2 separate regions of the Homo sapiens genome follow, and region 2 is linked to region 1. A link is a loop called in an ENCODE intact Hi-C map of the cell type or tissue named here. Cell type or tissue: GM12878. All regions are shown on one strand. Each heading gives the region's core, and the rest is flanking DNA. Links, peaks and the distances in the headings are about the cores only. Region 1 holds the start of LOC107985891 (a long non-coding RNA gene). Region 2 overlaps ETAA1 (ETAA1 activator of ATR kinase).

Region 1 (2,928 bases), core at 187-2,686:
GGTATTGTGATGAGTTTTACATAACTTACCTCATTTAATCCCCACAACGACCTACAGATATATACTGACACTATCCTAATTTTTTTTTTCTTGAGATGGAGTCTTTCTCTGTCCCCCAGGCTGGAGTGCAGTGGCACAATCTCAGCTCATTGCAAGCTCTGCCTCCTGGGTTGATGCCGTTCTCCTGCCTCAGCCTCCCAAGTAGCTGGGACTACAGGTGCCTGCCACCACACCTGGCTAATTTTTTATATTTTTAGTAGAGATGGGGTTTCACCATGTTATCCAGGATGGTCTCGATCTCCTGACCTCGTGATCTGCCCGCCTCAGCCTCCCAAAGTGCTGGGATTACAGGCGTGAGCCACCACGCCCAGGCCTATCTTAAATTTTTAGATAAAGAAACAGAAGCACAGAGAGGTTAAATGACTTGCGCAAGGTCACACAGCTAGGAAATGTACAGACAGGGTTCAACCCCAAGAAGCCTGGCTGCTTATCCAAATGATCTTATCCAAATGCACTTCCCATGTTCAGTTTATTTGGATTTACCATTGGACCATATTTCCTTGGACACAAGATTACAACACAACCATTTCAATTATTGCCAACCCTTTGTCATTTACAAGCTCAAAGTGCAAATCTGTAGTCACATGATCCCATGCAAATTTCAGAAAGCCTAAAATGATGAGCTCACACACCCAGTCTGGTGACTTTACATTGAGATCCAGCTAAACTGCATGAATTATCAAGGCTAAAATTAGGACTCTTACATCTTAGCTAACACCTGCCTCTCTCTGTGCTAAAATATAATTAGCTGCTTTTCCTGGGGGAAATTGTAAAACTGAATGCAATTAAACAAAAGGAGAGACAGCAGATTGTACAGCAAAACAAAACAAAACAAAAAGTACTTAAAAAGCCAAGATAGATACATATTCAAAGGTAGCAATTTCAGAGGCAAGGCAGACCTTTCTTATTTTGCAGTAATGTTCTGAATGGCAAAGAGCATGGCCTTTGGCACATGCTTGGTCCTCCATGTTTGTTCACTGCTATGCACACTGTTTGGGGTTGAATTAGGACTTTGGCAGGGCAGCCATTCTCTAGCTATGGTTGTATATTCATTGATGACCCCAAAAAGCAGGTGATCTGTGCCATCCAGTCCACATGCCTCACACCCAAATAGCCCAGTGGAAAGATCCCTCAAGTGCCACATGTGAGTCCTGGATGCTCGTAGAGGCTCTTGTGCTAGCTAAAGTTGTGGGATGTGGTTCCAGTTGCTTGACTTCTCTTGGTCTAGCTTTTCTTGCACTGAAATGACAAGAAAATGATCCCTGCCCTATTTTCCTCAGGAGAATACAGTGAGACTCAGAAAGGGCTAAAAACAAATAGGCCACTTTACTCAAGTTTTGCCAATGAAATGCCTAGAATACAACCATTTGTAGAAATAAGTTCACAAGTGGTTGAAAAGGCAATGAGCAAAATTCTAGGGGAAGACTCCATTACTTAAGACAAAGACATCACCTTTCCCAAACAGGATGTAGAAACTGCCACTGTCCAAAAGGTAGGCCAAAAAATAAAACCCACCAACAAGCAAACAAACCAACCCATGGTCCAGTCACTAACCATGAAAAGGTTTGTAAGTGCATCAGAGGAGATTAATCCTTAACTGGAGAGAAATAATAATCAAGGTATATGTGTACCACAAAACATTGTAGCTGGGAAAAAGAGACTTTAGGGAGGAGAAACAGGAAGAAGAAAACTAAAGCTTAGTGTTAGTCTCATACTACAACATGTCAGCCCAAGATACTATGGGCTGTTTTACTGAACAGGGCAAAGCTGCTTTAATTTAGCGGTGTTTATTTGGAAAGGTTTGCTATCCCAGTGCTCTTTGCAGTACACCACATATGCTGGTGTGTTTTTTGGCTGTACCTGGAGGCGTGCTGTGGGCTGACGAATGTCCAGGTGTGAAAATTCACGTTAGCCATGTATATGCACTGTGGATTTATTTCTTTGCACTTTTTTTGCCCTCCTAATTGAAATAGTAAAATTGACTATACTCAAAGCTTGAATAGTCCCCCAGACATTAGTGTTATAAATTAATGATTAGAAATATAATTCCTTGTATACGTCTTTCTGCCATCGCATCTTTCAAATGCAAAGTCAGTATGGAATAAGAATCAGAGAAATGTAACCTGACATTGAACTTGAAACCAAACACATTGACAAAACAAAAGAACACAAGCAGAAAAAAAGAAAAGGGAACTTTGAAAATCATCTTCATAAGGCATTCTGAATCTGCAACAATCTATTTTTCCAGATTAACAAATCTTGGTCTCTTCTAGGTGTTTTGAACTAGATTACTGACTGGCCATCTGTGGCAGGCCCACTCCTGGATGTCATGCCCCTGTTAATGAAATCTGGGCGTGCGCTCGTAAACAGACCTGGTGAATGGTAGACGTCAGCCATTGCGTGATGGACAATCATCAATCATCCATTGTCAGTTATTTCTGTCCCAGTGAGTAAGCCTTTATTTAAAGCATTAAGTAAGAATGTTGCCAGACCACAGGAACAAGCCCTGAGCTGTTTGCAGGTGCTGCTATTCACAGCTGCCAATTAAACCCCTGACATTTCCATATTGGCCATGAGGCACAGCATATGCTTTTGACATACCAATTCTTTAAAAAAAAAAAAATCACCAATCTCAGATTATCAATACATGCCTTTTTCTTTTTCCATGGTTACTACATGAAGCTTTTTAAAATTGTTTATTTTACAAATAGAGGAAGGAGAATCAGAAAAAGTTCTAGTGAACTGAATTATTAAGATGTGCACATAATATTCTTTCTTGTGGGAAAGTGGCTGGCATTTCTGATGTGAAAAGTCTTCCCTGATGCCTAAATCTACATAGCAAAGTCTCCTATCAGGACTTCAACATTA
Region 2 (2,928 bases), core at 261-2,760, 60 kb after region 1:
AGAAAGGAGAAACAGAAGACTTAACTTTTTCCTTTAAATTATTCTATACTGTTTTACTTTTCTTTTTAAATAACTAGCATATTACTATTGTAAATTTTTAAAAAAAGTCACTTAGATAGGAAAGTTGGAACAGTAATGCCAACAAGACAGAGAAGAGTCACTAAATATTTAATTTCAACTTGTGATGAAAGCAATTAGGAAATAAAAAATAAACAAGGAGATCTATTTATAGACTCTTCAAGGAAGGCCTCTGTGAGAAAGTAGTACTTATACTGAGATGTAAGAAAGCACCAACAAAAGAGTGGGGAAGGGGTCACATGTTGAAAAGAAGTAGTTTTAGTCAAAGGGAAGAGCACGGTCTAAGTTCCTGGACAAGGAAGAAAAACATACACTGTTTGAAAAACTAAAAGATAGCTGGTATAGCTGAAGCTTAGTAGGTAAGGAAAAAAGAGGAGACGCAGGTTAAAGAGAGATAATCCACAGCTTTGTTGGTCACAGTATACAGTTTGGATTTTATTTGAAATATGACGGGCAGCCATTGAAGGTTGTTTTAAGCATAGAAACGCCATTTTTGCCCATCCAATTTTAAAAGGCTATTCCACTGTTTGGAGATAAGAATTGAAAGGAGATAGATAAAAGAACTGCAGTAGTCTCATCAAGAAATGTTAACTTGTTGTAGAAAGAAAAATGGAGTCTGGGGATACGGTTTTTGAAAGAATGAAACTTATTGATAGAATGGAGACTTGGGGAAAAGAGAAATTGGAAGAATCAGAAATGATAGCTGTTATCAAATAAGTAAATCATAATTTTAACCATCACCGCTAGCACGTTTATATCAAATATCACACTAGTAAAGACGTTTAATTAGAATGCTCTAAATTTCTAAATATTATTTACCTCACTGCTTCATCATCTGCTTCCCAGATTACTCAAGTTTTAAAACAATTTAGTAAATACAATCTTAATGAACACTATAATACATATATCTAAAGGTATGATTTTCCAAGAAAGAATAAGTTATTCAAAAAATATTTACTGAGTACCTACTATATGCCAGTCATTGTATTAAGTGCTGGGAAAGAATTCAATGTAATATTTTGAAAAATAAACCAACTACTCTGTATAATGCCGTATAATTATTTCCAAGTATCATTTTAAGAATTCTAGTTAATTCTTAAAATTAACTAGTCATAGAATAGTTTTACCTTATACATTACTCACACTCAAAAACAACAAATAATTATTTTACTACTTTTTAAGATGCTTTTCAAAGAAAACTATTTCATATTTCATACATACCTTTTGAAGATTGTTTCAAAGATTCAGAAAGTTTCACCAAAGATTGCTGTCCAACAGCTTCCTCCAGTAATGGGTTGACACCTTTCTTTTTCTCCACACCCTGTGTAATTTTGGTATCAGACATACTTCCAGTTATACAATTTTGATTAAACTGAGAAAGAATCTGAGAATTTTTCATCCTTGTAAATGTAAACTTTGAAAATCCAACTGTTGTGTTAAGGTTGCTCTGAGCTTCATCTGTTACAGTCTTATGGCATGGCTGATTAGTACTCAATTTCTTCTTATAAGTAGTAATTTCTGTATTCATATGATCTGAAGTTACATTCAAACTTGAACTTCCTGGAAGAACCAATTTGGAACTATTCACTTGTATTGGAACATCAGTGTTAGTATAAGACACATGCAGATTATTTATCTGACAGTTTGAGATCTTAGAATACATAGTCAAATTTGTGGCACCTAAAAATCTTGGAGAATTTCCATACATTTCCCCTTTCTCCATCTTCATTGGCTTATCTATTTGTGAGCTATTTGTCAAAGATGTCTGCACTGAAATGCTGCCTGGATTCAAATGCTTTGATTGTACCAAATTACTTCCTTGTTTAGATATAGCAAACATGTTTTTGGCTCCATGTTCGGAATTATTATTGATCTCACATATACTTTCTGATGTCTTACTGTCCTTTCTAATGTCTTGTTGCTGAGTTAGTTTGGCTCCATGTTCGGAATTATTATTGATCTCACATATACTTTCTGATGTCTTACTGTCCTTTCTAATGTCTTGTTGCTGAGTTAGTCTTTCAATATCATCACATGCTTGGTACAACAAATCATCATCTACATCATCTGCTTCCCAGGTATTATCTAATTGATGACATGCTTTAATAATTTCATTGGCAAATGAGGGATCATTCCAATCATCAAAGAAAGAACCTACTTTTGATGCACTAGTCTGATTTGGGTTACTAACACTGGTTTTACTGCCTAGATTTGCAGAGCCAAAAAGATCAGTATTAACAGGGGCTTTAATAGACTGATTTAAAATGCACTTATTTTTCTGTTCATTAGAATACCTTGTGTTCAAAGCTGACTTCCTTTCAGAAGCTTCAGTAGAGTTAGTAAGAATATCTTCCTTTATTTTTGTCAGATTAGATGTAACTATACAATTTTGAATTTCGTCTTGAATAACAATTTTATTGGAAGAGTTCTCAAATTTCATTTTATTTCCAGTGGATAATTTGTTTGATTTATTTGAATTTGGTGAAAATCTATATTCTGCATCTATTAATTCTCTGTCATATGTCTTTGAAGAAAGATCTTGTAATACTTTTGAATCTCCTAACCTGGCATCTGGACTTGTATTTGCTCTTGACGTATTTTTAACAGTTTTACTATTAAAGGTACAAATTTCCTTTTGATCAGTAACATGGGCTGTTTTAGAAGGAAAGAGTTCAGGCATGTCGATATTTTGCATAGCAAAAGGTTCACTACCTAGTAAGTTTTCCCAATCATCCTCAAAATCACTTGTAGTAAATGCATCAATGTACTTATTAGAAGTTTCTGGCTCCTTAGTACAGGAAGTCACACATGATTTTGTCATTATGGGTGTATCTACTTGAGAAGAAAGTG

What was found. A loop is a pair of places that touch in the nucleus more often than their neighbours do. Peaks named below come from ENCODE experiments on the same cell type or tissue, not always from the same donor. Only the 100,000 strongest peaks of a DNase experiment are listed, where the experiment ranks them.
Region 2: a loop joins it to region 1, with 2.1 times the contacts of the local background. A loop is called at or near these places in 9 of 110 quality-filtered maps.

The regions. Positions count from the first base shown.
Region 1 is chr2:67,463,602-67,466,529 of GRCh38, reverse strand. LOC107985891 (a long non-coding RNA gene) reads left to right here and starts at 2,033. Exons shown (of 3, transcript XR_001739520.2): 1 at 2,033-2,506. RefSeq lists an enhancer at 2,159-2,739. In GM12878, for the core only: no CTCF peak of the experiment used is centred there; no DNase peak of the experiment used is centred there.
Region 2 is chr2:67,403,707-67,406,634 of GRCh38, reverse strand. ETAA1 (ETAA1 activator of ATR kinase) reads right to left here. Exons shown (of 6, transcript NM_019002.4): 5 at 1,300-2,928. Among named protein-coding and RNA genes, the nearest start is that of ETAA1, 7.8 kb to the right of the region's middle. In GM12878, for the core only: no CTCF peak of the experiment used is centred there; no DNase peak of the experiment used is centred there.